Linked DNA regions of Mus musculus: region 1 is linked to region 2. A link is a loop called in an ENCODE intact Hi-C map of the cell type or tissue named here. Cell type or tissue: left cerebral cortex. All regions are shown on one strand. Each heading gives the region's core, and the rest is flanking DNA. Links, peaks and the distances in the headings are about the cores only.

Region 1 (15,777 bases), core at 5,040-13,039, 940 kb after region 2:
TTGCCATGTTCCTCCCTTGATGATAATGGACTGAACCTCTGAACCTGTAAGCCAGCTCCAATTAAACGTTGTCCTTGTAAGAGTTGCCTTGGTCATGATGTCTGTTCACAGCAGTAAAACCCTAAGGGTGTGTGCTAGATGAATGAATATGAATGGAGGGACATATTGGTGGGTGGGTTTGTGGGAGGAGAGGTGAGAGGGTAGACAGGCAATAGATAGATTGATGCATGAATGGATGGGGGGAGGTAAGGGATGGATGGGCAAATGGGAAGACTAGGTTATATAGGTAGATAGAAGGGTGGATGTGTAGATGGGTGGGTGGGTGGATGGATGGAAGGATCAAAGGATGGGTGAACAGGTGGGCAGGTGACAGATGAATGGCTGGGTGGGAGATGGATGGATAGTGGTCAGGTGTCTTAATTAGTTTTCTATTGGGCAGGTGTCTTAATTAGTTTTCTATTACTGTGGCGAAACGCCATGACCAGGGCAATGTATAAAAGAAAGAGTTCAATTGGGCTTATGGTTTCAGAGAGTTAGAGTCCATGATGAGAGAGAGGAGGCACAGCAGCAGGAACAGCTGAGAGAACGCAGCTCGACTCACAGGTAGGAGGCAGAGAGAGCCAGGTGGACAGGCATGGGTTTCTGAAACCACAGAGCCCGCCCCCAGTGACACACTTCCTCCTGAAAGACCACGCCTCCTAATCCTTCTCAAACAGTTCCACCAACCAAAGGCTGAACGTATAAACCTGTAAGAATCATTTTCATTCAAATTCCCACACTGAGTGATGGGTTGGGGGTGGGTGGGGATACACTGGATGAAAGCTGCAGACAAGAGATTTCCTAAATCCAAATATCCCTGGTCCTGTCACAGGCCAAAACCAGCCATCTGTGAAGTTGCCTTTCCCTGCTAAAACCTGGAGAGAGTAATAATGAAAGGTAACTCAGCAGGAGCCCAGGGCTCCCTTCGATCCCTGGTTACAAAGTGCTGGGGTCTCCCCAGGGCTGAGATTTGTAGTTCCTGGTTAAATGCTGGAGTTTAATGGGCATGCTGAGGAAATACTCTTTGGCGAGAGGTAAATGTCTCCCCTGCTCCCACAGCAGTCATTACTTCCATGAAACAATCTCTCTTGAACGTGCTCCAGGCTGGCAGGTAGGGAGGAGGCTCTGGACAGGGAAGACAGCCTGGGAAGCCAAGGCCATGGCAACCTGAAGAAGGCCAAGGGCAGTTCTTGTAGGAATCCGAGGAAGAAGAATGGAGAGCTACGGGTCAGCTAGGATGGCAGAGACCCACAGTGAAAGGGTGCTGAAGGCAAGAAGATTACAGTGTTCAAAGCCAGCCTGGACTACCTAAGGAGACCTGTTTCAAAATCAACAACAGTAATAGATAAAGGACTTAGGCTAGCTTTGATGTTTCTGAGCCCACCACATTATTATTAATTATTATTATTATTATTATTAATAATTGGCTATTTTTGGTTTTGTTTATAGTTGGCTGGGTTTTTATTATATTTTTAAAGACTTATTTGTGTGTGTATTTCTACATATGCCATATTATGCAGTCAGTCTTTTACCATGTGGAACCTGTGGATCAAACTTGAGTTGTCAGATGTGGCAGCAAACACCTTTACTCAAGAGCTGTCTGACCAGCCCAGTTGTTTGATTTTGAGAAAGTCTCTCTATGCAAGTCTGGCTGGTTTATAACTCACTGTGTAGACTAGACTAACCTCAAACTTTGGGGCAGACTCCTGCCTTGGCCTCTCCATTGCTGGAATTACAGACACGTCACCAAGCCCATCTTTCTTGACATTTGGAGTCAGATAATTTTTCATTTGGAGGCCTGTCCTGTATCTTTTTATAGTTTTTAAACATTAGTTAGTGTGGGGGGGGGGCTCTGTGGTTTCAGAAGCGCATGCCTGTCCACCTGGCTCTCTCTGCCTCCTATACACACACATACACACACACACACACACACACATGCTATGACACACATGTGGAGAACAGAGGACAACTCTCTCAGGAGGCAATGCGTGGCTTCCAGCCCGGCTGTCAGCTTAGTGGCAGGTACCTTTCTTTACCCTCTGAGCCACCTCGGTAGCCCTGTCCTGGATCTTGCAGCATCCTGAGCAGCTCTCCCGGCCTCTGCCCACCAGACACTCATAGGAAACCCCTCCCCTGCTACATCAATCAGAATCTCTCCCAGTGGTCTGGAGGGTCAGGCACAAAAATATCCACCACCCCAACCGGTTCAAGCGTGAGAACAGTCCCAACTCTTTAAAAGGGCAAATTGGAGGATTCATCTGGGCTCTCAGGAGCTCACTGACCCAGATGTGACCGGCAGCTCCAAGGCCACCCTGACCCAACCTAGCACAGGTCCGTTGTCAGTGGTCCAGCATCAAGTGAACCTGAGATGCTGCAGGTGGAGGTGAACTGTTCAGAAAACCTTAGAGAGCTGTCCCCTGCTCCAGAGAGATAAGAGGGAGTACCTCCCCGCCACTGAGATCGGGATTCAATTAAAATGATTAGCGCTGTTTACTTAGACTCTGCGGATGTATAGGATCTATGCTAGCGTGACTTTAAAGAAATAAAGCGGGGGAGGGGAGACAATTCAGCCCAAATTGAAAAAGTCCCCCTGTAATTACGAGATTGGAGCATATTCACCGAGGAGATCAATAATGGAAAATCTAAGCACCACTGTTTGCTGAGATTACAGTCTGGAATCACTCCATCTCAGATTTTAATTTTCTTTCTCTTTGGCTCATCACCACAAGATCCCAGCATGAGAGGGGTGGGTCGTGGAGCTGGGCCACAGCAAGAAAGCATGTGCGTGCACGTGCGCGCATGCATGTACACACACACACACACACACTCACATCTGACCCTCTGTAAGAAATATTTATTGCTATGTAACCGACTGCCATGCATTTAGCAACTTAAAATGACCCACATTTATTTGATCAGAATTTCTCCCCAGTCTGAGGGCTGTTGAGAGTTGGGCAGCCTCTCTCTCCCTAGGGTTCCTCCACCCAAGGCTGAGCTCATGTGTAGCCAGACTGGATCTTGCCTCAGGTGGACAGACTCCTCCCCTTAGAGCTGTAGAGCTGATGCCAGCTTGGTTGCTCTTTGAAAGACCTCTCCTGATTGGATGTGACCCACCCAGATAACAGCCCTTCTGACTCACTGTTTAGAACTTTAAATAGCACCTACACAATCCCTTTCCCTTAGCTATATTTTATTTACTAGATTCAGGGGACATGCTTTCTGTTGCAATAACACGATGCCGCCAACTGGGTAAATTATAAACAAGAGAAGGTTATTTAATTTTTAGCTCTGGAGGCTGGGAAGTCCAAGAACATGGTGCCAGCCTCTAGAGAGAGAGTCCTTCTGCTACATCCTGACCCAGCAGAAGAGCAAGTGGAGATGGAGAGGGGTCAGGGCTGGATCCATCCTGATTTCAACATGGGTATTATTAATCCATTAAGAATAAATTCTTAATGTCACCACGTTGGGTGTGTGTGTGTGTGTGTGTGTGTTATGTGTTAGATTTATTTATTTTTATCTTATGTGTATGCCTGAGTCTACATGGAAGCAGTACCCACAGAGGCCAGAAGAGGGCATCAGAGTTCCCCTGAAACTGGAACTACAGAGGGTTGTGAGCCGCTGTGTCCGTGCTAGGAACCAAACCTGGGTCCTCTGCAGGAGTATCCAGTGCTCTTAACCCCTAGGCCATCTCGCCAGCCCCATGCTTGTTGCTTCTGAGTCAGGGGGTTATGGAGCTCAGGTTGTCCTTGGCCTCCTGTTCCTCCTGCCTCAGCCTCCCAAGTGCTGGGATTATAGGTGTGTGTTCCACCATGCCCGGTGACTCAGCAGTGACATCTCAAAGCAAGGTGCAGTCCATTATCATCAAGTGGGAGCATGGCAGTGTCCAGGCAAACATGGTGCTCGAGGAGCTGAAAGTTCTGTATCTTGTTCCGAGGACAAACAGGAGAAGATTGAACCTCTGAACCTGTAAGCCGGCCCCAATTAAATGTTGTCCTTTGTAAAGATTGCCTTGGCCATGGTGTCTCTTCACAGCAGTGGAACCCCTGACTAAGACATGGGGCCTGTCCAGCAGGTTTGGGCTAGGGGCTTGTGGGTTTGAGGGTGACTTAGGAAGGGTCATCTTCTTATGGCTCAGCTCTGGGAATCTGGGAACTGAGCTTGGGAAGGGATCTGGGAGAGGGTGTGGTTTGCAGTATCTGCCCCTTGGCATCCTCTGAGTGTGGAGGGAACACTGTTGTGTTTGAATGTCCCCTCCAAAACTCCATCACATCCACAGACCGACCAACAGAAAGGAGGAGAGAACAGAAAAGGCATGACCCCTTTCCTTTACCCCACTCGTCCTCACACCCCATTGGCTCTGAGTATCTCACACAGCCACAGATAAGCACAGAGAATGCTGGGCCATGTAGTTTTTACTCCGGATAATAGCCTACAATGGAAAAAAATGACCTCATGAACACAGAAATGTCTGGAGTCCCCTATCCTAATTCCCCTCTCTATCTTAGGTATGCAACCTCAGGACGGGACGCGTCTTGGGCTATTTCCTGTTGCTGAGATTTTCAAGTCCCGGTCTCCCACAGCAGGGCAGTCGCAACAGCAAAAGTTTGAGGGAGCTAGTCACACCCACAGTCAAAAAGCAGGGCGCACCTGGAGCACCAGCTGGTCACACCCACAGACAAGAAGCAGGGAGCACCTGGAGCACCAGCTGGTCACACACACAGACAAGAAGCAGGGAGCACCTGGAGCATCAGCTGGTTACACCCACAGTCAAGGAGCAGGGAGCACCTGGAGCACCAGCTGGTCACACCCATAGACAAGAAGCAGGGAGCACCTGGAGCACCAGCTGGTCACACCCACAGTCAAGGAGCAGGGAGCACCAGCTGGTCACACCCACAGTCAAGAAGCAGGGAGCAGACGGGCGTGGTGGCACATGCCTTTAATCCCAGCACTCAGGAGGCAGAGGCAGGCAGATTTCTGAGTTCGAGGCCAGCCTGGTCTACAAAGTGAGTTCCAGGACAGCCTGGGCTATACAGGGAAACCCTGTCTTGGAAAAAACCAAAACCAAAGCCAAAACAAAAACAAAAACAAAAACAGAAGCAAGTAGCACCAGCTTGTGCTCTTAACACCTGCACTTAGGCGGATCTCTAAGTTCAGAGCTAGGCTGCTCTGTTATCATTATTACATTATTAACACACACACAACTTACAGAGTCCAATGTGTGCCCCTGCATATGTGTGTTTAGGGCTGAGCACTTTGGATTCAATAACCTGTCAGGGAGCTTTTCCCTGGAGAAAACTGATCCATATTCTCTCTCTCTCTCTCTCTCTCTCTCTCTCTCTCTCTCTCTCTCTCTCTTTCTCTCTCTCCCTCCCCCTCCCTCCCCCCCCCCCCCCCGCAGCCACTGACTGCCTTTAGCTCTTCATATAGAGGTGACCTTGTGATATTTGCCTCATCCACACTGGCATGGACTCTGCATTTTACACAATCCAGGATCCCTGCCCAGGGAAGGGTCTCACTCACAATGAGACATCACTGATTACATCAGCCGTAATCTAGATAACTCCTCACACGCATCCTCAGAGGCTAACGTTAATCTAGAGAGCCACTCACAGGTCTGCCTGGAGGCTTGCCTTCTACAGGAGCCTAGATGCTGCCAGGTTGATAACACTAAACGCCGTATGGGATTTCTTTTGTATAAGGCTTGATTTCTCTCTCAGTCGCTGGACCATCCTTCTATAGCCTTTGATTGCTTTGTCAACCCAGTATTTGGGGCTAAGGAGGTAGCTTAGTTGGCAAAATGCCCTAGGTTTGATTCTAAGCATCATATAGACTGGGAGTGGTGGCCCATGCCCTTAGCCCCAGAACTTAGAAGGAAGAAGTAGGAGTATCAAGAGTTCAAGGTCGGGGGCTGGAGAGATGGCTCGGCAGGTAAGAGCACCCAACTGCTCTTCCAAAGGTCCTGAGTTCAAATCCCAGCAACCACATGGTGGCTCACAAACATCCATAACGAGATCTGACTCCCTCTTCTGGAGTGTCTGAAGACAGCTACAGTGTACTTACATATAATAAATAAGTAATCTAAACAAACAAACAAAAAAAAAGAGCTCAAGGTCACCCTTAGCTACATCAAGGCCAGCCTGAGATACACAAGACCCCATCTCAAAACAAACAAACAAACAAACAAAACCCCAGGATATGTGAATCCCCCCCCCCGACTGCTCCACTTATTTGCCACTTCCTTCATTTATCCCACAGAAATTCTCTTCTGTCTCTTGTACCACAAGCCCTGGGCTTGTGGTCAGCATTCAAATTTTATCAAGAAAGACACAGATGCTATAAGCAAGGTGCCCACAAACCATCAGGGAGGTCCCAAGGAAATGTGTCTAGTAGCTGTGAGCACACACAAAGGCTATAGTGCCAGCGGTGGGCCCCACCCTTCCTGGGACTGTGCTAGTAGGTGGGTGGGGAGGGGGCACCCACCTGAGTCAAGGAAAAACAAACTTCAGGAGCAAATGAAGAGCAGGGGATACTGGGGCTGTAGGAAATAGGAAGGCTTGGGGGCTTTGCCCTATCCATGGTGCTGACGCCCTCGTAGCACGTGAACCGCTGTGAGCTGACACTCAGGGGCGGGCGCGCGGGATGGCGGTGGCGTGGCGCTTAGCTACACATTTCATTTTTGTAACGACCTTCCTGTTTCCCCTCTCAGTCTCGCTTGTCAGTCTGTGACCATTAAATTCCTCATTAGCAAACGAGATTTGGATGGGCTCATTAAGATGAGGGATGGCCCCGAGGTGCAGCTGGCTGGGGGTGAGCCGGAATGCGTCTTTGCCTTCTTTAGCTTTCTGCCTCCTTTATTAAAAAATAATGCGTCCTGCATTCTGAGCACCGGGCTCCATGTCTACTGCCAGGCTGAGACAGTCTCCCAGTTCTTCAGAGGACCAGCTTAAGGGAGAGGCAGGGCAGCAAACGGCAACGGGGTTGCTGACCCACGTGGATCCCCAAAGTCACCCACCCAGAGCTCAACCCAGGAGGTGATGTTTCAGGGCCTCTTCAGCTTCTCTCCCTCCTCGTCTCCTGTCTCTCCCACATAGCCCCAACTTTACACTGTGGCACTCTGCAAGTGGCTTCCACTGGCTCCTCAGAGCATCTCTATACTGCGTGTTTATACAACAGGAATCCTCTAGTGTTTTTTTTTTTTTAAAGATTTATTTATTTATTTATTTATTATATGTAAGCACACTGTAGCTGTCCTCAGACACTCCAGAAGAGGGAGTCAGATCTCGTTACGGATGGTTGTGAGCCACCATGTGGTTGCTGGGATTTGAACTCCTGACCTTCGGAAGAGCAGTCGGGTGCTCTTACCCACTGAGCCATCTCACCAGCCCCTCCTCTAGTGTTATGGGTAAAGGTTTCCATCAGAAAACAGACTCGGGGCTGGGGATGTAGCTCAGTTGGTAGAGTGCTTGCCTTAGCATGCATGAAGCCCTGGGTTCAATCCCCAGCACTGCATAAACTTGGCTTAGTGGTACACACCTGTAATCACAGTACTTAGGAGGTAGAGGCAGGCAGATCAGAGAATCAAGATCACCTTTGGTTATGTGGGAAGTTTCAGGCCAGCCTGAGATCCCTGCAGCCTTGTCTCAAAAAGATGAGGAAGGAGAGGAAGAGGAAGCAGAAGTCACCACAGCAGGCCTCAAGCAACTGCCAATACCCACTGAAGTGGGTCCCTGAGGGTGTCAAGCACTTCCATACTTCCGTCTCTCAGGACCACGCTTCCATATGCTTGCTGTGTGCTTCCTCGTGGTTCCTCTTTCTGTCAGGAGGGCCTCCAGCCACCTGTTGAGCCCAGTTCCGACTTCCACCTGCCTACAATTCAGGATTCTACGCCTAACCAGGACCCCTCGGCTTTCTGTCAATCAAAAACATGCAGTTCTTTCCTCAAAGGAAGTAAGAGAAAGTTTGTTCTGGAATCAAATATGTGTGGCCACGAGCACAGAAATCAAGACACCTGGGGAGATGGGAAGATAGCTCTGTGGTTCAGAGAGCTTGGGTTCATGAGGGCTTGAGTTCAGATCCTAGCACCTACATGGGACAGACCACAATGCCTGTTACTCCAGCCACAAGGGATATGATGACCTCATCTTCCATGAGCATTCACACACACAGACACAAGCAGACACTCACACAGACACAGGCACACCCTTACACAGACACAGGCACACACTCACACACATAAATAAAATAAGTTTCCATCTTTGTTTATGCCTAAAACACTATCTGGTGACATGCTTGGCCTTTGGCTTGGGGGTGGCTTACCAGGTAGTCACAATCAAATTGCACACAGACGTGGGCTCAGTAGAAAATCAAAGATAGCCCAAGATACATCTGGCTCCAGACCAATAGCCTTCCAGTTCTCCATAGCCCACAGCTTTGGAAGATGTTTACCACATGTGGGGTTGTCTTTCTGGAAACTTCTGCTCACATTTCTCTTCTACCTTCGGGGTCATTTACTTTTCTTTTTTTAAAATCACTTCACAACAGCTAGGGGGAGCTGTAAGACTGTGTGGGGAGGGAGGAAGAGTCCTCCCCCCACCTCCTCCCCTGGCAAGTACACAGGAATGGGGCAGAGAGCCCTTCTCATTTCATGGGACTAGGAAGTCAGCCACTGCCTCTCTGACTTGCCTACACATGCTCCGCTGAAGTGCCACGTGGGCTGAGCTGCTGTCCCTGCTGTCCCAGCAAGCTCTCTCCCAAGGTAGGCTGCGACTCCAGGAAGAGGCATACTCATCCCCTCTTCAAACCCTACCTAGGCCGAGTCTCCAAAGCCCAGGCCAAGTGGACAACTGACGGCAGCTCTTCCTCTGCAGGAGCCTGGCTGAAGACTTCACCCAAGGTCATAACCAGACTACTACAGCAGTCTTGATCTTTTAACAGCAGAGCAGCCTGTCAGGCAGAGACTTCCGGGAAAGAGGCTCAGGGCAGGAACGTAGGGAGGAAGCAGACAGGAAGTTGGCTCACCTGGCCAGCATCTAGCATACTTCCTTTTATCCATCCTCCCCTCGGCCCTAAGGCTGAATCTCCCTGAAATCAGAGGCTCCAGGGAGCACTAAGAGCCATGTAGGTTTGAGTCCTTCTGGAGGCAGGAAGAGTGGAAGATGGGGACTCTGGGGAACAGGTCAGGGTCGCCCCTGTCTCTTTCCTTCCTGCTCCAAAAGTTTTGCAATCTCTATCCCTAGGAAGAGGCATAAGGAGGTATCAATGATGCCTGCTTACCATGGAGACCTCTGACAATGAGCTTCATCCTGGTGGGACCTTCACTCCCACCCCACATCCCCTCAAGACACATCTGGAGTCACAGGGGTTGTTTTTCCATTCCTGGGCACACCAGAGAAGAAACAGGAAGAGAGAGGCCACCAAAACCACACAGGACCTTGGCTTGCTGGGCTCTGTTCCTGCTATGCCTCCCTCCCCCCAGTCTGGGCTCTCCTTGTTGCTGCAAGCCTGCCCAGAGTCAGGTCTCTGCATGGGCCTGCACTGCCTTTCTTTATGCTGCCCACACACCCCGGAACCTCCATTTCCAGCCAGGTACCCCAGGTCTCTCTCTCAGTTCCACACCTTGGAGGCATTGAGGTGCTCTGGTAATTGCTTTTGGAAACTCGGTCACCGGTGGTAATTGGAAGAACCTGTCTTGGGCACTGTTGCGCAAGGGAGTAACACTGAGCCGTTCTCTGGATGCAGAGGGCAGCATAGCTATTTGGGAAGCGGGTGGCAGCAGGTTGGGCTGTGCCAACCGGAGCTAGCAAGCCAGAGCTCTCTTCCATCTTTGAAGCCTTCCTAGAGCCAAAGACCCTCTTGGAAAGTGGGAGAGGGAGAAGGGGATGGGAAAAATAGGTGGAGATACCACAAGAGCTGATACAAACTCAAAGAAGTACAAACATCAGCGAGCCAACTTGACCCCAGAGGTTTTCTCTGCCCTAGGATCATGATAGGGAGAGCAACACTTTATTCTAGCCTAAGCCAGCACTCCATGATCCCGTTAGGTTCATTAAGGGAAATCTGCTAAGGGAAAGTGACGTGAGCGGAGAGCACTCACTCCCAGCTGCCTCCCTGGGGACTAGCTAGGCTGAGGGTTAGCTCTCCTTGCAGCCTGGACTGTCTTAAGGTTCTGGTGACAATGTCCCGCTGATAATTTATTATCCGCCTATCTCTGTCAGTCCTCTGGGGTCCTGCACCCCTGCTCCTGGCTCCCTGAGCCTACCCCAAACACCTCTGGCGTAGTCTGTTTGCTGATGAAACCTCAAAGGCCCACAGGCTGTTGGGGACAAGTTTGGGGCACCCAGGAAACTTCTGCCTTCACTCCGGGTCATTCAATCCCTTCTCCCAAGGAGCCTTAGGATGAAGGGATGGCAAAAAAAAAAAAAAAAAAAAAAAAGGTGACTCAGTGCTTCACTTTCCAACTTACCCACTCAGGGTCTCCCCAGGACTATGCCCTCCATGCCACCCCCAGGTGGAAGGACAACAGGGTGGGAAGCTAGGACCACCCTGCCCCCACACAGTGGTCATTAGGGAGAGACTTGAGGGAGAGCCGAAGGCAGAGCCGGGCTCTACTCACAGGTGGACGGTCTCTAGGGCTAAAGAGCAGCAGCCAGCCAGCAGGCCTGCCTGACACATGGACTGAGGTAAATGAGGCAGAGTGGAGAAATGGATCGGGGTGACCAAGCAGAGTGGGGTGCTCTGAGACCCATTCTTGTAGGCCAAAGGATTCCGTCAAACCTTGGGGAACTAGAGCTGTCCAGGAGCAGTCGTCAGCGAGCAATATGGCCCCCACCCCATACAGGCAGAGATCCTGCCCATCCATTCTTCCATCCTGGCGCGCGCCCTCGAGCACACAAACACACACACACACACACACACACACACACACACACACACACACACACACACGCGGCAGGAAGCCTGAACTATCCTCTCACCCCCTCCTCCTAAGGATCCGATCAGAGAATGACAAGCCACTGGCCAGTCACCTGCCTCCCCAGGGACTCCCGCCAGGCAGAGGGACCCGTAACCTGCAACCGATGGGACACTACCGTTGGTGCTGGGCATCTTCCTGTCATTCGTGCCGGAGAATGCTCTCTACGCCTGTGATTGATGGACCTTAATTTCCTCAGCCCCTCAGTTGTGCCTCCGCTTTCCTCCGGCCTGTCAGGGTGTATGTCTCCTGGCCTCCCGTGCCCCTCTCCCTCCCCTCTTGTTTAATTTGAAGCATCCGTCTGGAGCATCCCGGGGTGGGGACGGTGGCAGAGCTGAATGCATTAACCGCTGACAGCTCTATTGATTTTCTCTCCCACGCTGCATAATGTAAGATATATACACACCGACAGGCTGGCCCTTGCCCTGCTCTCTGAAGGGACGGTGCCCTTCCTCTTTCCTCTCCAACGTCACCTCACCCTGGCATGTGTTGATATATAGGAAGGTGTCCTGTCCCTTGCACTCAAGATGGATTCTCCTCGGCCTCGATATTACTTTCCTCACTGCTGGGAGACCGGTCCAATCTGTCCTTTTTTACAGGAGCAGATTGGATGCTAGGAATGCCGCTAGGAAGAGCGAAAAAGGCCTGTGCTGGGGGGTGGGAGTGGGGTGTTGAAGGAATGTTATCTGTCAATACCGACTCTGCACCCTTATGGAGGAGACTCCTGGGGCTTTCCAGGGTCCCTGCTGCCTCACCAAGGCTGACCAAGGGAGGGTGTTCATTCTGTAGCCCACCTCCTCCAGGACTCATTCTCCACGTCAACATCCACAGCGCCACCTGCTGGGCAGAGCCGGCCTGTGTCCCTCGGGTTTCCTGGGTGCTCAGAAACAAGGCCACTGAGGTCCAGCACTCAACCCACAAGTGGCCAGAGTGGCCTGACTCAGAACAGATATTTGCATTCCTCCTTAAGAGAAGCCACACAGCCCGTGGTTTCTGGAGACTGCTTAGCCAAACACTAGCGTGAACCTGGACAGCCTGTCTCCAAGGACAGTGTCCTGGGCTGGCGAGATGGCTCAGCGGGTAAGAGCACTGACTGCTCTTCCAAAGGTCCTGAGTTCAAATCCCAGCAACCACATGGTGGCTCACAACCACCCATAATGAGATCTGACACCCTCTTCTGGTGTCTGAAGACAGGAACATTGTACTTATTTATAATAATAAATAAATCTTTTTTAAAAAATGTCCTAAGAGGGTACCTGGATTAAAACCACTCAAATTGGGGCTGGAGAGATGGCTCAGTGGTTAAGAGCATTGACTGCTCTTCTCGAGGTCCTGAGTTCAAATCCCAGCAACCACATGGTGATTCACAACCATTTTAAGATCTGATACCCTCTTCTGGTGTGTCTGAAGACAGCCACAGTGTACTTATATATAATAAATAGATCTTCGGGCTGGAGTGAGATCATTCTTTTGTTCTTGTACTCCTGGACACTTACATAGGAAGAAGCTGGGTGGATTCCTCCCAGACCTGACTCATCCCCAGCTTGGGTGATCTATCTATCCCACAGCACACCGTATCTGGTCCATGAAACACTTCTCCCATGTGGTGACCTCTGCCTTCACTATTAGTCTTTGGGAACCCTGTGGTGGGAACAGAGCCAGAGACACACATTTGTGGGCTAAATACACGTCATCACAGCAGGGAAGTGTGGCACAGGACCTGGCCAGCAATGGGACCTAGGGTCTGGTTGTCTCTCTTGGGCATCTTAACAGTGAACTTGGTGTGTATGATCCTTCCTCCTCTTATCCATACAGACGGAAAAGGTATTCTAACCATGCTCCCAGCCGAGAGCAGCGGCTCTGCAGCCCTCGGGAGGGGGCCAAAGGAGGTGTAGCAACCCTGACTGCCTGCAGAAAGACTTTGAACTTGAGGCTATATGTAAATATAAGAAAGGGTGTAGGGGTGCAAAGACCTGGCCTGAAGTCAGGCACGGTAGTTATTCCAGCACCCACGATGCTTAGGCAGGAGGATCGCTGTGAGTTTGAGAATCAGTTTGAATTACATAGGAAATACCAGGTCAAGTTAGGGATATAAAACCAGATCCTGATTGGAACACAAAGCGAAGAGATATCAGTGGTCTGGGTTCAGAAATAAATAACCTGGCCATGGGACTGGAGATCACTAATGGAGCTCACGAGCAGTGTCTACCTAGTACGTGTGTGGCTCTGGATCCCAGCCCCAGGAGCAAAAGGTGGGGGTGAGGGGGCCAGGATGGAGTATAACACCCTGTTATGAAAATAACAACAGAAATTGTGGGGAGCGGGTGTGGCGGCAGTCCCAAAGGCGCCAGAGACTGCAGCTAAGTCATATGACTTGCACCTGACTTCCTCATATAAGACACAAACATCTTGAGTGCTGCGCAGGTGTACCAGGATACAGGTGAATCCAATTTGGTGGAGATTTGCCCCTGCTGCCCTGATTAGCTGAAGCTGCGTGCCTGGTGAGGTGGCGTGGCCTGCTGTGCGTGGATGGGAACTGAGAGTATAAAAGAGTGAGAGGCCCAGGGTTCGGGGGAGATATAAACAAGGGAGATATAAACAAGGGGAGATATAAAAACAGGGGAGATATAAACAGGGGAGATATGAACAAGGGAGATATAGAGAAAGAAGAAACAGGACTGAATAAACGTGTGCAGAAGGATCCTGTAGCAGCGTCGTTCTTCCTGGCCTGTTGAGCGCGCGCAACAGTTGGTGCTGAAACCCGGGAAGAAAAACTCGGGACGGGACGAGAAGACCTGGGACCCAGGACAAGGGAAAAGAAACATCTTCAGGCATGAGCGAAGACCCCCTGCTACAGGGAGGATTCAGAACTGCATCACGGGGAAGGAGTGGTTAATAAAAGTTCCTGTAAAACAGACTGTTGAGAAGGATCCGGCGTGGATTCAGAACTCTTCAGCTGGGGAACGGTACTGATGAAGAGAAAGAAGAAAGATGAAGACTGAATAAACTGCTGTTAGAAGGACTGGTGGTCACGTCGTTCTTGCTGGTCGAGAGTGGGCGTGACAATTGGTGGCCCGTACGGGGAACCGACTCCCCCACCGAGTTCAGAACTTTCAGCAGTCAGTGGTTGCCGGCAGGGTAAGTTCACGGTGAGTGAAACTTGCGACCCCAGGAGTTTGGGAAGGACCTCGGATAAAATAGAGGCAAGCATAAAGTTGCCAGGAAGCAGGCACAAGGTAACAAAAGGTTCCTGGTTTTGGGATAAGTTAAGGTTCCTGGCTTTGGGACAAGTTAAGGTTCCCTGTTTGGGGACAAGTTAAGGAACTATGATAACCTCAGTGTAGTGATCAATAGATCCTCGCTGTGTAGTTATGCTTTTTTCTCCCATTGACCCTTTGTGGGTAGGTCTGATAGTTTTGGTCTTGTTTGTTCTGATATATGGACTCTGTTACTGTTTGAATCAAGAGGCAGTCAAGACAGGTCAGAAAATCCTTACAGAGCAACAAGAAAGTATGTCGGAAAAGGAGAAGGGCTTAAAAAGAAAAAGGAAAAAGAAAGACAGTGTTATCAGGTGGACAGAAAGGACAAAATAAAAGAGCCGAGGTGGAGGAGGAAGGCGAATTAGCTTTTGTGCCGCCTCCCTATGCCTCCTCAGCAGCCACCTGTAGGTGGACCTTCTGTCCGGAGATTTGGAGAGGATCGACCAGATCAGGTGTTGACGTGGGCGAGAGGGTCTGTTTGTGTGTTTCCACAGGACCAGACGGAACCTCTTTGGGTGCTGGAGAGGTTGGTGAGACGCTGCAAGAATGAGGATCCTGATCCAGTTGCCCCTGTGGATGTGGTGGATGATCCCACAAGCACAAAGGATGGAGCCGAGATGAGAGATCCTTTCGGTATTCCAGAAGCCGATACCAGCTCGACATGACATTCAAATTTTTCCATGCCTTTTTGATCCCTGAATTCCCCTTATAGAGATAGCCGCTCTGGCTATCTATCCCTTGCTTCAGGGAAGATGAGTAGGGATGAGAGCCCTGGGATGTATGCTTGTTATAGTGTGTGTGTTTTGTGTTTGGCACATGTGTTAGGTGCAGAGTGTGCGGGCCCGCACTTTCGCCATGGTAGCGTAGGCTTTTGCTGCAGTGGAGGCGGGACAATCTCCTCAGATTTGGTTTGCCGCTCTAAAAGAAATTATGCTGCGTTATGCCGTGGGGTGCGAGGCTAAGCACTGCACAGAGGATAGCTTGCTGTTGGCATCCTGTGGAAGGCATGTCTGATTGCATGAAGGTTCAGTGTCCTAGTTCCCTTCCCCCAGGAAAAACGACACGGGAGCTGGCCAAGACCTCTCTGGGTGATGAGCCTAAGGGATGGTTTTGTGTAGGGCCCCTATGCTTGCACACTGGGGATCAGACCTCTACCTTCACCCATGAGGCTTGCTTGCAGCAATTAAGATCTGGCCATAGATTAATCAACATCCTGGCCTTTTGATGCACCTGCCACAAGCAAAACACAATCTCCCCAGGAGTGGCTTGGCATGATAGAGAGGTAGTCAGTGATAAGACTCCCTGGGCATGTCGCCAACCTAAGACAGGGATCAAACCAATGCTGTTTGTCACCCAAGGACGGGTAAGGGACATGGCTGCGGGGGGCTTTCTACAGACATTCTCTCTGCCAAAAAAGAAAAAAGGGGGATTTGTGGGGAGCGGGTGTGGCGGCAGTCCCAAAGGCGCCAGAGACTGCAGCTAAGTCATATGACTTGCACCTGACTTCCT
Region 2 (15,777 bases), core at 5,032-13,031:
ACCGCATGCAGGTGCATGGTGTAAGAGTGGGGTCTCCTGAGACTAGTATAGCTCGAGGAAGCACAGACAGGTATGGGAGCCAAAAGAGAGAGGCCCTCATGTGAACAGCAGAGCGCTAACTTACCTTCACATTACTGGGATGGAACGGAGGACTCATCTTAGGGCTGAGGGGAGGAGAGGGAGACATAGGAGGGGGTGGCGCGAGTGTGTGTGTTAGAGTGGGCCATAGCCTGCTAGCCCTGCTCCCACCCCCACCTGCACCCCTTCCTGAGAGTACATGCATGTTAACAGGGAAGGCTGGAGCCCACTCAGCCAACAGGACCCAGACCTCCAGGGTGGGGCAGCAGCGAAAATCCCTAGGGAGACACTTGCTAGATGACCTCCCACCAAGGGCAAAGGGAATCACATCATGTCAGGATCTAGATCCAGAAGGTAGGGGCCAGCACTCCGGTGGATTGGAGACTAGAAGGATCATACTTACTGCCCAAATTGGCACTGAGGTCCCTCGGGGCAGAAGCCGGTGAAGTAGTTGGGACACAGTACTTGATGAACATGGCGGTATTTACACAGGGGACCTACTAGACAAAGAGCAAATGGCCGCGAGGGTCTGCTTCACCCAGAGGGAAGAATACACGAATAGCTATGAGGAAAAGCTCAGGCTGTAGCAGGCTCTCCACTGGAGACGGGGTGGGTAAGGGACATTGCTGATGTCCCTGAAGCCAGAGACAGATGGGGCAGAGACCTTGGCTCAGGTAAGGGCTGGACATGTGGTTCGATGGTAAAGCACAGGTGGACCATGCTCCAGGCCCTGGGTTCCATCCCCACAGTTTGCCTTCCCCCAGCATAAAGCAGGTACTGAATGGCGAGCATGCTCAAGCCACTCCCAACCCAGTGCTAAGACGCTCACCCGGAGGCCCACGGGACACATATGATAAGACCCAGAGACCCATGGGAACACAACCTTCCAAGTTTGCAGGAAGAGAGGGAGACAGGGAAAGGGTGGAATTTAGGTGGCATTCAGCACCTGGGAGCTGTGTCTCTCATGGACTAGACTTTCTACTAGTCTTCTCAGCCAAGGTCCTACATCCACCCGCTGAGAATAGGGTGTGAATCTCACAGCCTTCCCTGAGAAGCCTGTCATGCCGACACCAGGCTGAGTCTCCCAATGTCTCAGATTTCTCCACCGGCATACAAGCCTCGGACAACCTCAGAAAGGCGTTCCACTGGGGTAGTTATATGGCCCAGTTTCATGGGGAATGTTACTCCTTGCTTGCTGAGCATCTCCATCGGGAACACCCGCATCCCTCGGGCATCCTATCCCTGTCTCGCAAGCTCTTACCTTCCTTGCAGAACCCTTGGTTATACCACGGGCAGTCCTGGAGCTTGAGAACTGGCTTCAAGTGCAGGAACAGGCATTCCTTGTTGCTGCAGTTCCCTGAAAAGCCCATCGGTCTTTTGTCTATAACCAGGTTCACACTTCCACAGCCCCGCCCTGATTTACCTTGACCCTGCCATGGAATTGTCTTCCCCCTGTCACCATCTTTGGAAGGCCTCTAACACTGAAAGGGGAAGTTACCTTCTGGTCATCTATCTCAACTAGAAACACGCTACCATTTCAGAGTCCCAGGAAGGGCAGGGGTGTTTTGCAGAAAGTACCGTGGACAGAGTAGAGGTTCTATTTGGGCCCCAGGGAACCTTTCAGAAGGACTGCGTTAGGGGTGAGCTTGGGCTGGGCTGTGTCTATGCGGTGAACCAAGCCTTGGTCAGCTGCATTTCTACAAGGAGGCAGCCTTGGAGGCACGGGCCGCCTGCAACTGCCAAACAAGGATCTTAAGTTAGATCAGAAGAGGACTGTGATCTGTCCTGTCTCCTTTCACAAAAGGGCTTACTGGCACATCCTAGGCCATCTTAGTGTTTCTGGACTCAAAACTACCAGTCTGTCCTGCTGGGCTGCACATTGCTGTTCCAGATCTTGGCCAGCAGGTGGCAGCAACACTCCAGCCTGCACTCCCATCTTTTGCACAGGCCTTTACTCCTTTCAGTCCTGACAGTTACTAAATGTTCTTTCCTGCGCTGCCAGGCCTCAACAATGTATGTGCGTGCACATGTGCATGCCCGTGAGTTTGTTGAGCTTATTTACAGAGCGTGGGTAAGGTGTTGCTTACAGAAGTTAACTGACTCCAAAACAGCGGGATCTCCACCAAGTCTCAGTCCACCACAGATGCCAACTATAGATAGATGCTGCATCATGGGGTCAACCCCTTTCAGTTGGTCTCCTCGTGTACGCTACACATCTCCCAAGACCACTTGCAGTTCAGTAGTATTTTTAGAATAGACACCGAAGCAGAGCATGGTGGTACACTCCTCTAGAGTCTAATTCCAGCCCTTGGGAGGCAGAAGCTGACAAATCTCTTGAGTTTGAGGGCAGCCTGGTCTGCATAGCAAGTGGGGGTACTGGAGGTGTGAGGGATGATACACACACACATACACACATATGATATTTTAAGGACAACTGCCTCCTAGGTTCCAGGATTAAAGGCATGTACCACCTAGCATATAAGTCATATAAGTTTTTTTTGTTTTTTTTTGTTTGTTTTTTTTTTTTTTTGGTTTTTCGAGACAGGGTTTCTCTGTGTAGCCCTGGCTGTCCTGGAACTCGCTCTGTAGACCAGGCTGGCCTCGAACTCAGAAATCCGCCTGCCTCTGCCTCCCGAGTGCTGGGATTAAAGGCGTGCGCCACCACGCCCGGCTGCTTTTTGTAATATTAGAGGTATTCACCCACTGTTGAGAGCAAAACCTTAGATTGCAAATCACGATGGTGAGCTTGCACATCTGCGCATAAATAATTACTTGCATGCAAAAGTGGTCCCATGCAGGACCACATCTGCTCATCAAACCCGGGGACTCAGGGATGAAAGATTAAAGGGATCTTTCTAAGTGAAAATGCTTTAGGCAGTGACTTATGGGGACCAGCCTCCAGATAAACTTCGTCTGTTTATTCTAGAAAGACATTCAGGCACCCTCATGAACTGCCAGAGGCACTGGCTGGCTCCTTGGAGAAGGCAGTCTAGAACGCTGGACTGGGACGAACTTCCCCTGCCCTGAGAAAGACTTTGCCCCTTCAAGGTACCCAGTGTTATGAAATATAACACACAGCCCCATCTGATAAATTAGTTCTCCACAGGTGAAATGAGCCAGTTAGGTTTATATTAAACACAGGTTGATCAAGAAGCTGCTCTCAAGTGGGTAAGTTCACTGGAGCCAAGGAAGGAGGCTAGAGAAATCACCATGGGGAGGAGGGAGGGGGAGGAGGGAGGGACAGAATGAAAGGGGTGGTAAGAGCGAGCCCAGGACCTGGCCCCGACAGAGGCTGGAGGAGACCTGACCACACAAGGTAATTTTAGGGCCCAGACTTCTAAACCTCGTGGCTTTATTTACACAGTGACCTTCTCTTTCCAACAAGTGATGCAGGATTTCCCCTTTGGGAGTTACCATGACATTTTCATCTAAAATAAAAGTTATAAAGAGCAGGCGAGTAGGAAGAAGATGGCGGGGGTCGGGGCCGGGGGGGGGGGGGGTACCGGTGAGCATTCCAAGTGGCAGTACCAAACACATCTCCTTTGGGGAGGCCTGGCCTGGCCTGGGCCCAACAGAGACTGAGAGGTGCTCCGTTCAAGGCTATTCCTGACAGTCATCTGGGGGTTGACTGGCCAGGCCTGGAGTGGGGAACAGGATCCTATTGCTTTCCCTTTGTGGTAACTGTCACTGAGACTAACAGGCCGCAGGCTTGACACGGGCTTGGCTCTGCAGCCTTTATTTATTTTTATTTCTTGTTTCTTGAAGGATTTGTGTGTGTGTGTGTCTGGGTGTTTTGCTTGCATGTTGTGTGTGCATAATGTGTGTGGCAGGCGAGGGGTCCAGAAGAGGGCATCAGATCCGCCCCGGAGTGACTGGCAGTTGTGGGCTGCCTTGTGAGTTCCGGGAACCAAATGCAGGTTCTCTGGAAGAATAACAAGTGCTTTGAACACTGAACCAGCTCTCCAGCTCCTTGTTGGCTTCGTTTTGAAACAGGGTTTGACTGTGGAGCCCTGGATGTCCTGAAACTTACTGTGGCCTCAAACTCAAGAGATCTGCCTGCCTCCTGAGTGCTGGGGCTAAAGGTGTGCACCACCATACTTGAATGCTAATTTTTATTTCCTTTCTTGTTGTTAGACAAGGTCTCCTGTAGTGCAGCCTAACCTTGAACTCCTCTGTAGCTGAGACTGGCCTTGAATCCCGGATTCTCCTGCCTTAGCCTCCCTAGTGCCGAGATTAGAGGGGTGCCCCACCATATCCAGCCTTGGTTGTATTTTCTTAGGGTTCAGAGAAGCCGACAGCTTAGGCTCAGATAAGGCTGGACTTCTGGGGCACACCTGACTACCAGATTCCTTTCCTACCCCACCCTAAAGCCCTCCATCACCCCCTACAAACCGGGAGAGGCATTACCGAACTTGGAGTGGAAATAGCACACGGGCATCTTGCTGACGTCATACTGGTGCAGGAAGTCGCAGCAATCACTCTTCCGGCAGAGGCCTCGAAGCCAGTGTTTGCACACCACCAGCTTCTCACCCTGCTCGTGCCGGAGTGGGCATAGCATCCCTGCGGAACATGATACCTGTTGTAGGCCCCACCTAACCAGCCTGGGGGATTTCGCAGGGCCTGGAAGGTGACTCCTCCTCCTCCTCACCTGTCATCTCTATGTCCCATCACCCAGACACAACCTAGAACAGGCTGGAAGAGGGGTCAGGGGACCACACTGGGCAAGAGGATATCTTAACAGAACCTCCAGGCTGCCTTTCCCATACCCAGCCCAGCTCTTGGCATACTGTAAGTGCTTGTTGAGTTCATGACTTTTACAGGGAGGGAAATATTCTGGATTTGTTTATTCCTTATTAAATAATAATAATAATAGAGCTGGAGAGATGGCTCAGCGGTTAAGAGCACTGACTGCTCTTCCAGAGGTCCTGAGTTCAATTCCCAGCAACCACATAGTGGCTCACAACCATATGTAATGGGATCTGATGCCTTCTTCTGATGTGTCTGAAGACAGCTACAGTGTACTCATATAAATAAATCTATGAATTAAAAAAAAATCTTGGGCTGGTGAGATGGCTCAGCAGGTAAGAGCACCGGACTGCTCTTCCAAAGGTCCGGAGTTCAAATCCCAGCAACTACATGGTGGCTCACAACCATCCGTAACGAGATCTGACTCCCTCTTCTGGAGTGTCTGAAGACAGCTACAGTGTACTTACATATAATAAATAATAAATCTTTAAAAAAAAATCTTATGAGCCGGGCGTGGTGGCGCACGCCTTTAGTCCCAGCACTCGGGAGGCAGAGGCAGGTGGATTTCTGAGTTCGAGGCCAGCCTGGTCTACAGAGTGAGTTCCAGGACAGCCAGGGTTACACAGAGAAACCCTGTCTCAAAAAACCAAAAAAAAAAAAAAAAAAAAAAAAAAAAAAATTCTTATGTGTTTGTGTGTTTGTGTGTGTGTGTGTGTATGTATGTATGTATGTACGTGCTTGCGTGCCGAAGCCCTCAGAGGTCAGAAGTGCCATCAGATCTATAACTGCAGACAGTTGTGAGCTGCCAGGTGGGTGCTGGGAACTGAACCAGGGTCCTCTGCAAGAGAAGCAGATGCCTGTAACTGCTGAGTCGTCTCTCTCAGTCTTTGAAACAGGGTCTCGAGTAGCCCAGGCTGGTCTCAAATTCACTATGTTTCCAAGAATGAGCTTGGAATTCTGACCTTTCTGCCTCCAACTTCGAAGTGCGGAGACTACGGGCCTGCATCGCCAGCCGGAGATCATGAGCTTGCTGCAGGCTAGGCAAGTGATCTACCCACGCACTGCAGGCCTCCTTGGCGTGAGTTCACGACTTCAAATATTAAGGACAACACAGGCATGACATGGGTGACTCTAACAGTGGCCACACACTAGAAACATTACATTTGACCACCTCGGTATCTTTATTCAGCAGACACTGCCACTGGAAGGGAGGGCTATGTCTAAGCAAGGCTTGTTTCCATGCGTGACAAGGACATCCTCTTTGAATGCCCCCTGGCCTGCCTGCATGACTCTGTCTGTCTGTCTGTCTCTCTGTCTCACACACACACACACACACACACACACACTCCTGGCTGGCCATTCCTTGGGCTCTGGCTTTCCTCAGTAGCAGCTTTCTCTTTGAGCTGTGGCTCACTCACTCTGTAATGGACCTCGAAGGTTCTGGTTTCCCGGGGCCTGGATGGCCAGTGAGCTCCTCTTCTTCTCATGCAATCATCCCGAAAGGGCTCCAGGTCCTCTCTGCCCCACCCCCAGCCTCCTGACTTATAGGAACCGAATATTAAGGCTCTCCACGGCAGGCCCCTTAAGACTCTCTTCACCTGAGTCCATAGCCGGGCTTCAGGGTGAATTAGAAACACTACTGTTAGGGGTTAGGTATGTAGACCACTGTATGTTGCTATTGGAGGAACCTCAAAGTGACCTCCAATCCAGAAAAGAAGACCAGTAGCCAGGGTGGGGTTCAAATCAGAGACTTCTGTCATAAACTAGCTAAGGTATGTCGTCGCACAGGTGAGCAGCCTTGAGCAGATAATAATATGACCGTAGTTAGGAATTGAGAGTGTGAGCCTTGTGTGGTGACCCTCAGCATAATAAAACACAACTTCTGTGGTACCAACTACACATGGCTGGCTACCTTCTTGCTCATGACAGAGGCTGGATCCTATCTAGTCCAGGAGCCAAGCTCACACTACGTCCTAGTCCCCAGCTGAACCCAGCATGGTCCCCACAGCCGTTCCTGTCCCGGCCCAGCCCAGGCCTGACTCACTCACCTTTCACACAGAGCCCTTTAGCGAAGAAGTTGCACACAGCTGAACTGGACTCTGGAGGAGAAAGAAACCGGAGGAGAAGGTGGCGTTCCCAGAGCTGGAGCCTTGCGGCAAGTCCCACCTAAGCCTCCGGGCTTGGAGCTGCGTGGGCCCCGACTACTCTCTCTGGCTGGGCTTTGGAGTTTTGTTGTTTACCTGTTCCTTTGCCCGTCTGTTTATGCAACTGTCTCGCCCTGTAGTTCAGGTTGGACAGAACCGCCACAATCCTCCCGCCTGCCTCTCAGCCCCTTGGCGGCCCCAGTCCACCATCAAAACCAGTTCTCATTTGTCTCCGTCTGTGGAGGCTGAGTCAACGGGGTACCCTCTTCCGAAACCCTTCCCCCACCGCCCAGAACCAGTCTCTAAATTCCACTTAAACTCAGCCCACCTCTGAGGCAGGAGGTGGAAGGTTTCGGGGGCACCCAGGGAGCTCTGGCAGCTCGGAAGTCTGCCTTTCTATCCCGGGCAGTGAATACCCAGAAGCTGTGTGGGAGAGACGCACAGCACCTCCAGGACCTGAGCAGGGGACACAGGCATCGCCACTCACTGTCCATGCCCTGGAAAGGCAGTAGCCCAGTGCCCTTCTGCGATTCCACATCCAGCTCAAAGGCGAACGTGAACCCTTGCAGCCCGGCAATGACCTCCTCCATCTTCCGTCTCCCGCCGGAAAAGCAGAAAGAGCCAAGATGCCAGAACCCCCGCAGGTGGCTCCTATATAGCCCATCCGCACCTAATCCTAATTAACGGGGCCAGGCCCTATCTGATGCTGGCCCCTCTTTCTCACCCTCTCAGGTCACCTCTTCCTTCAAGGGGCCAGGTGACTGCACGTGACTTTCTGGCTGAGTGTACCCCCAGAGGCTCCTCGGCTGCCTCAGCCCTCCCACCCACCCATGCAGGTGCAGGCCTTCCAGGGCCCCACACCCCCACACTGTTCACACAACCCCCATCCTCAGCTGGGGAAGGGATTGGCAAAGACTCACACCTGCTTATCTCTGCCGATCACAGAACAGAGCCGTTGCCAAACCAGTGTCCCATTGTATGTGTGGGGATATAACTACCCATTGATGCGAACCTACTGCATACAGCGATGCCCAGGTGTTGGGTGGAGTGGGATGGGGGTAGTCAGAGGGTGTGTGGGACAGAGGAAAGGTTCCTCCACTAGGTCCCAGCCACTCTCCCTCCCACCAGGCCCTCTGAGCCTCTTTTCTAGACGGAATGACAAACCCCAAGCGTGCTCTTCCTGGAAGGGGGGTGGGGGGGGACAAAAGGAATGCAGGCCAGAAGCATCGGAAACAGTTCCATGAAGGGCCCTTTGTTTACCCCGCAGGCAATCACAATGGTAAGCTCCGAAGGAGGTGGAACCGACCCAAGGCTGGGGGTGACCTCCCAGCGAGGAATCCACTGGGCCACCCCAGAGCCTCCCTTACCCGGAGAAAATGCTTTGTAAATGAAATATCCATGCAAATGTTGTTTTATTATTATTAGGCCAACCCTGCCCTGAAGGGCTGAGGACCTCAGAATCGGCTTTCTTAGGAGCATTTTTAAAGCTCTAATTAAACCAGGCTATTTCCTTCCCCCTCCTGGGTCCTGAAGTGGCCTGGCCTCTCCAGGAGCCACTGTTACCAGGACATGTGGGCTTTTTAGGCCCTAGGAACTAGAACTAGAGACATCTCCTCCCCGGGACCCAGCGGGGAGAGGTAAGCTTGGCGCTGCAGGCCTGTGGCTGAGCCGACAGGATCCAGCCTGCCAGCTTTGTTTCCTGCGGCTGTTATGCCTAGATCTGTTGTTCTTTTGAACTCCAGATCTGAAAAGACAGCAGCTGGAGAGATAGATCCGCGCTGGGAATGGCCTTGGAGCTGGGTGGGGCTGGAGTAAGAGTAGCCTGGGATCACCCTGTACCCGGGACTGTAGGCAGAATGGCTGTCTAGGGCTGGAGATCAAGGGTCCCTGGGGAAGAGGCTCTTGCATCTCTTGACCCTATCCTTAGGTATTGATTAGGTCCTTGGTCTGTCACCTTGGGATTATTTGAGAGTCCCATGGGTCTGCTAGAGAAGGCAGAGGGGGCAACCAAGGTGCGGAAAGCTCAAGGGCACACTGCAGAGCCACGTCCTGGAGGTCACTGCCATGGGTGGGGGCTTGGGGGGCTGGAGGGACACTCAGGCTATGGGGCAGAAACAACACTGGACAGAATACGGGTTGGATGGAGGGATGAGGGCAAGGAAAGGTGGCAGAGAGTATGTTAGGAGAAAAATCTGGTGATGATGGGGGGGGGGGGGGCTTTGTCCAGAAGAGGGGCCTGACCAAGACTCAAGCAAAAACAAGCATTCAGAGAAGAAAGGGTGCAGTGGGCAGTAGGCTGGGAGGTGGAGGAGGGGAGGAGTCCTAGGCCACTTCAGAGGTTTGGATTGTTTTGTTTTGTTGTTTTGTTTTTGAGACAAGGCCTTTCTCTACTTAGCCCTGACCAACCCCAACTCACTAGGTAAATTGGCCTGTCTCCGCTGGGCTAAAAGGCATGAGCTGGGCTGGAGAGATGACTCAAGAGGTTAAGAGCACTGGCTGCTCTTCCAAGAGGTCCTGAGTTCAATTCCCAGCAACCACATGGTGGCTCACAACCATCTGCAGTGGGGTCTGATGCCCTCTTCTGGTGTGTCTGAAGAAAGAAATGGAGTACTCAAATACATAAAATGAATAAATAAATCATTACCCCCCCCCAAAAAAAGTATGAGCTACCAGGCCTGGTGTGTGTGTGTGTGTGTGTGTGTGTGTGTGTGTGTGTAAGGGGTGTGTGCTAATCATAAGGGTGATCACCCTGCAAGTCTTCCCTGGAGGATGGGCTGAGAGGAGGCAATGGATATGATATGCAAATAGTAGTCAGACTGTGATGGCTCACACCTTAATCCCAGCACTCATTTGGGAGACAGAGGCAGGTGGATCTCTGAGTTTGTTCGAGGCCAGCCTGGTCTACAGCAGAGCAAGTTCCAGAACAGCCAGAGCTAAACGGAGGAACCCTAAAACCAGTCAGAGCCCTGGGGACGTGGTCTGAGGTCCTTTCAGAAACAACCCTGGTACAGAACAGCTCGCGCTCCCGCCCCTTGGCTCCTCGTGGTTAGTGTGGCATATGAAAGCTAAACTGCCCCCTACTCAGTCCAGTGCCCTTACGGTGGGTTTGGCCTTATTTGGAATTAAAGACTTTCCAGATGTCAGTAAGTCAGGAGTTCCAAGATATGATCGCCCTGGAATTAGGACCATTAGTGGATGTCCTTGTGAGTGGAGAAGAGGACCCAGGCATGGTGGTACACACCTGGGTTGAGAGCATCCTGGCTGCAAGAAAGTCCGTCTTAAAATGCAAAAGGTGGAAAGAGATTCGAGACACAGAGATCCTGTAGAGAAGGCCACTGGAAGCCAAGAGGTAGAGAGAGGGTGGAGCCATCCAGCTAACTGCAGCAAGAAGACCTGACATCTTTGGCCTTAAGAACTTTAGAAATTAGGGAGCTGAGGCAGGAGGATTGCCATGATTGTGTGGCTAATCAAGTGTGGTGATTTGAATGAGGATGGCCTCCACATGCACATACAGTTGGATATCTGAGCTCCTTCCATAGTTTGCTGGAACTGTTTGAGAAGATAAGGTATGACCTTGCTGGAGGAGTTGTGTCATTGGGCTTTGAGGTTTCAAAAGCCTGTACCATTTCCTTTGCCAGTCAGCAGCTAGTGTGCTCTATTCTCTCTCTCTCTCTCTCTCACATACACACAAACACACACACACCAGATATAAACTCTCAGCTACTCCATCACTACCATGCTCCCCGTCATGAACTCTAGCCCTCTGGAACTGTGAACCCCCAAATGAAATGCTTTCTTTTATAAGTTGCCTTTGTCATGGTATCTATTCACGGCAATAGAAAAGTTACTAAGATCTAGGTTACATAGTGAGTTACAGGCCAACTTTGACTATAGCATGAGACACTGTCCTAAAAAAAAAAAACCAAATAAGACTGGGGGCTAGAGAGATGGCTCAGAGGTTAAGAGCACTGGTTGTTCTTCCAGAGGTCCTGAGTTCAATTCCCACATGGTGGCTCACAACCATCAATAATGGAATCCAACATCCTCTTCTGGTGAGTCTTAAGACAATGACAGTGTACTTACATACAATGTAAGTCATTACATACTATGTAAGTACACTGTATCTACATTAAACAAATAAATAAATCTTAAAAAAAAAAAAAAAACAGGGCTGGGTGCTGGGTTTAATCCCCAATATCACGTGAACTGCGTGTGGTGCCCATGCTTGTAAGAGTACAAGTAGCATAGTAAGAGTAAAAGTAGGGCCGGGCGTGGTGGTGCACACCTTTAATCTCAGCACTCAGGAGGCAGAGGCAGGCGGATTTCTGAGTTCGAGGCCAGCCTGGTCTACAGAGTGAGTTCCAGGACAGCCACGGCTACACAGAGAAACCCTGTCTCGAAAAAACAAACAAACAAACAAACAAAAAGCAGTAAAAGTTCAGAAGTTCAAGATCATTTTTGGCTATACAGACACTTTGAATCCCAGGCCAGCCTGGGGTACCTGAGACCCAAGTCATGAGGCACCACTGGGGACTCAGGTTGGCATCCTCCAGTTTTATTCTCTCTTACTGATGACAAATGTCCCCATGTGACCAAGGGAAACCTTTTCTTGTCCCCTAGTTTAGACTACAACATGACTCCCAGGGAATATCAGCACCCCATTGTACAAAGATAGAGAGCAGGGGATACACATACAAAGATGAAGAGAGGCAAGCAGGATGGGCTGGAGAGATGGCTCAGCCAACTGCTCTTGGTCCTGAGTTCAAATCCCAGCAACCACATGGTGGCTCACAACCATCTCTAATGGGTATCCGATGCCGTCTTCTGCTGTGTCTGAAGACAGTGTACCCACATATATGAAATAAATATGGCTGGAGAAAGTGGGGGGGGCAAAAAAGAGAGGAGGAATATGTTTTGTGGATGTGTGGTGAGGTGTGGGGGAAGGGGCTGCCTCGGTGGCCCCATGCTGAGGCATCCCTTCCCCCTGAGAGACCAGACACTATTCTAAAGTATAGAATAGACTTTATTCAGGGCATGTGGAGGGGAGTCAAGAGGGTAGTAGAGGCAGAGAAAGGCAGGGAGAGAGTAGAAAAGTAGAGGCTGGCCATGAGCATGTGGAGATAGAGGAAGGAAGGGAATAGGGAGACAGGGGGAGCAGGAAGGCAAGAGAGAGAGGAGGGGGTGAGCAGTCCCTTTTATAGTGAGTCAGGCACACCTGGCCATTGCCAGGTAACTGTGGGGGCGGAGCTTAGACAAAATGCGAACCTGAAGCTCTGGGGATGGGGGGACAAGTTCCCCTCCAGGGATGTCCCCTCCATAGATCCAGCTTCTGTGCCCTGTAGCTTGCCCATGTGTTGTCCTTTGTTAATTAATGCATGGGTGCAAAGTGGACACCAAAGTCGCAGCACAGTGGCATTAATTTCTAATCACCATCATTACGGACGGGGTTTTCCTTCAACTCCAGCTACAAATCCCATGAATCATCACCCTGCCGCCTCCCTTCCTTTTTATAAATGCCCCATTCTGAAAAGCAAGGGTCGGTGCCCAGAGCTTTGAATTCTCTGGCTGTGTAGCCTGGCGAGGTCAGCACTTCCTCCCCCAACCTCACCAGGCATTGCAACCTCCTATCTGTGCCTTGCTGGAGCAGAGCTCAGACTCACCCATGGCCCATCCCCTTTTCTTCCTGAGCACCTGCCTCCCCCCACCCTCTAGTTAATCCTGAATTCATGGAAAGGCCTTTGTGGCACAGGCCTGGCACATTTCTGTGCATCTCTCTGTTTTATTTGTTTTATTTATTTGTTTGTTGAGACAGGGTCTCACTCTGTATCCCTGGCTAGCCTGGAATTTGCTTTGTAGATCAGGCTCTTCTCTGTTTCACAGAGATACCTGCCTCTGCCTCTGCCCCCTGAGTGCTGGGATTAATGGTGTGTCCTATACCTGGCATAAAACATATTTTTATTTTATTTTTATTACACTTACTTGTTTATTTTTGTGTGTTGGCGAGTGCATGCCAAGGTGTAAACCTGTGGAGATCAGAGGACAACTTGTGGGAGTTAGTTCCCTCATTTTCACCACAATATTTGAAGTCCAGTGATCAAACCCAGGCCATCAGGCATGGCTGCAAGCACCATTACCCACTGAGCCATCTCGTTGGCCTACAAGTACCAGCTCCATGGGAATTGTCTTTCCATGAGAGGACAGATTTATCTGCTGTCTAGGCATGACAATGGGATTAAATGGGACCTGGTGCACAAGTACCCAGGTTCCCTGCCCCTGGTCTGGTCCACAGTGCCATCCTCTGGTCACTTTTGTTATTCTATTGCTGCAGGGCCTGCCTGGTTAGATGTGCCCTTGGGTGGGTGGGGCTTGCTGTTGGCGTTGCCAAACTCCCGCTTTGATAAGCACAGCAGTGTGAGAGCCATCTTTTGGGGAGGTGACCCACAGCTGCTGCGGCTATTGCTGCTCAGTTCCAGAGACAATGACCCAGTGTGCCCTGCTATCTCCGTCTCCATGTGCCCCAGAGATGCCACTAAGTGGGGACAGCTGTTGACTGCACAGTAACCACTTAGATGACAGCACAAATGGCCAGCAGGCGGAGCTCCGCACAGTCTGACAGGTCTACACCTGGCTTCCTAAGAACCCCCAGAGCTCAGGCCTGCTCCCAAGTCCTGGCCCCCTCTCATCTCCTAGGCCTTAGAATGAGGGTCCTGCCTGCTTCCTCTAAACAAGCAAGACAAGGCCCCCGAGGCCTAAGACAGTGACCAGGTCTTTGCTAATACCTATGATTGGGGCTTTGGCCTAAGTCAAGAAGTTAAGATCTGCCGGGCGTGGTGGCACACACCTTTAATCCCAGCACTCGGGAGGCAGAGGCAGGCAGATTTCTGAGTTCGAGGCCAGCCTGGTCTACAAAGTGAGTTCCAGGACAGCCAGGGCTACACAGAGAAACCCTGTCTCGAAAAAAAAGAAGAAGAAGAAGAAGAAGAAGAAGAAGAAGAAGAAGAAGAAGAAGAAGAAGAAGAAGAAGAAGAAGAAGAAGAAGAAGAAGAAGAAGAAGAAGAAGAAGAAGAAGAAGTTGTTAAGATCTTTGGGGGTCTTGAGAAGTAAGCCCAGATCTGCAGGCCCATTCCCTCCCCCCACCCCCCGATTTTCCTTCTGCACTGTTACCACCAAGAGTCTTGGCCTGGTTTTCAGTTTACGTCCCACTGTCCTTTGGTTCTGAGCCCAGAGCACCTTCAGGTTGAGCAGTGCCTTCCCAGAGCTGCCTTGGGTGCAGAGAAAGTCCTTCACAGCCCCTACCCTTTGTAGAAAAGGAGTTTCATGAGTTCAAGAGCCCAAAGACCCCGCTAACAACCAAAAGTAGGTTGTCATAGTGGCAGATGGGGCTAACTGGAGCTGCACCTGCTTTCTTTCCAGCTCTCCACAGTCCTTTGGCTGCCCTCTCTGGTCTCTGGCTTACTCAGTCCCTGGGAGGGTATCCACTCATTCATTCACTGACTCACAGACTCAAAAGTATCTGTCACCAGGAGTGGTGGCACACACCTTTAATCCTGGACTCTGAAGGCAAATCCCTGTGAATGTAAGACCGGCCTGGTCTACATAGTAAGTTCTGGGCCAGCCAGAGCTACACAGTGAGACTCTTTACTCTGAAACAAAAAGAACCTGTCAGCTCCTCCCCCTGGACCACTCAGAGTGAACAAGACATAGCCACTTGCCTACTGCTGTGGACAGCAGAATGGTGGCCTGTGGCCTGGCTCCCAGAAACTGAGAATCGTCACTACACATGGCAAAAGAGACCTTGCAGAGTCGATGAAGAACCATTTGTTCTTCTTTGAGGCAGTCTCACTATATATCCCTGCCCAACCATCCTCCTTCCTCGGCCTTCAGGTGTTGGGATTATATATGTGTATTTATGTGTATTTATGTGTGATTACCCAGCAACCACAGAACCTTGGGAGGCAGAGAAAGGCACGTTTGAAGATGCTGACCTGCTAGCTTCAAATGAAGGTAGATCAAGGGGCCATGAACCAAGGAACAATGAACTGATGTAGTAGCCCTGCCTGACCTGGAGCTCAATATGTAGTCGAGGCTGCCTTTAAACTCACAATGAAGCCCCCTGCTCCTGCTTCTGCCTCCCAAGTACTATAATTAAAGGCATGCATGCCTGACTAGTTTTTATGTTTTTAAAAACTCCAGAGACAGAGTCCCTGTTTGAACCTGGAGACGAAAAGCAGTCTTCCCCACGCCCTGGTTTAAGACCAGATTTGGGTCAGGGGAGGAAAGTCAGAAGAAGTCTGGTTATAGATTATGTCCTTAGCAGGGGCACTGCCCTGGTTCTGTTCTCTGCACCACACACCATTTTAGGGCTGGGGATGTCAGCCAATAATAGAGCACTTCACTTCAGAAGCCATTTCTGAGCTCCAGATGTGGGAAGTACTTCCAAATCCCAAATTTGGGAAGTGAGGCCTTTGGCATACACTAAAGATATCCCGTTTCTATGAATCTTAGAAAAAGCCCTTTGCTGCAAAACCCTGAACTCACTCTAGAAAGAAGGTCAAAGCCAAGGCGCCCGTAGTCCCTGGGCCAGGAGCCCACAGCAACCAAAAGGCTGTGTGGCACATCAGATCTCGGGAACACTGTCTTTTCTAAAACCTGTCAAATGCCAACCTAGACCATAATTGTTAGCAAACTTGTAACCCAGTGGATGGGGGTTGGGGAGAAGGATGCAGCAGGGCCACCCAGGACTCAGGATGGTTATGTAACAGGGAGCTTTGGGAATCCATACCCACTGACCCAGAAGAAATGATTCTTC

Evidence for each region. Peaks named below come from ENCODE experiments on the same cell type or tissue, not always from the same donor. Only the 100,000 strongest peaks of a DNase experiment are listed, where the experiment ranks them.
Region 1: it touches region 2 in a loop (5-fold over the local background); 4 of 42 quality-filtered maps call a loop at or near these places.

The regions. Positions count from the first base shown.
Region 1 is chr11:114,646,088-114,661,864 of GRCm38, forward strand. No RefSeq gene overlaps it. Among named protein-coding and RNA genes, the nearest start is that of Rpl38, 15 kb to the right of the region's middle. In left cerebral cortex, for the core only: CTCF peaks have their summits at 8,598 and 11,865 (motif pointing left); DNase peaks (open chromatin) are centred at 6,605, 8,701 and 11,850.
Region 2 is chr11:113,701,932-113,717,708 of GRCm38, forward strand. Cpsf4l (cleavage and polyadenylation specific factor 4-like) reads right to left here and starts at 7,595. Exons shown (of 8, transcript NM_026682.2): 1 at 7,456-7,595; 2 at 6,873-6,923; 3 at 4,486-4,638; 4 at 1,340-1,435; 5 at 482-578; 6 at 125-164. The coding sequence starts at 7,558. In left cerebral cortex, for the core only: no CTCF peak of the experiment used is centred there; DNase peaks (open chromatin) are centred at 8,306 and 12,482; H3K27ac peaks cover 288 bases.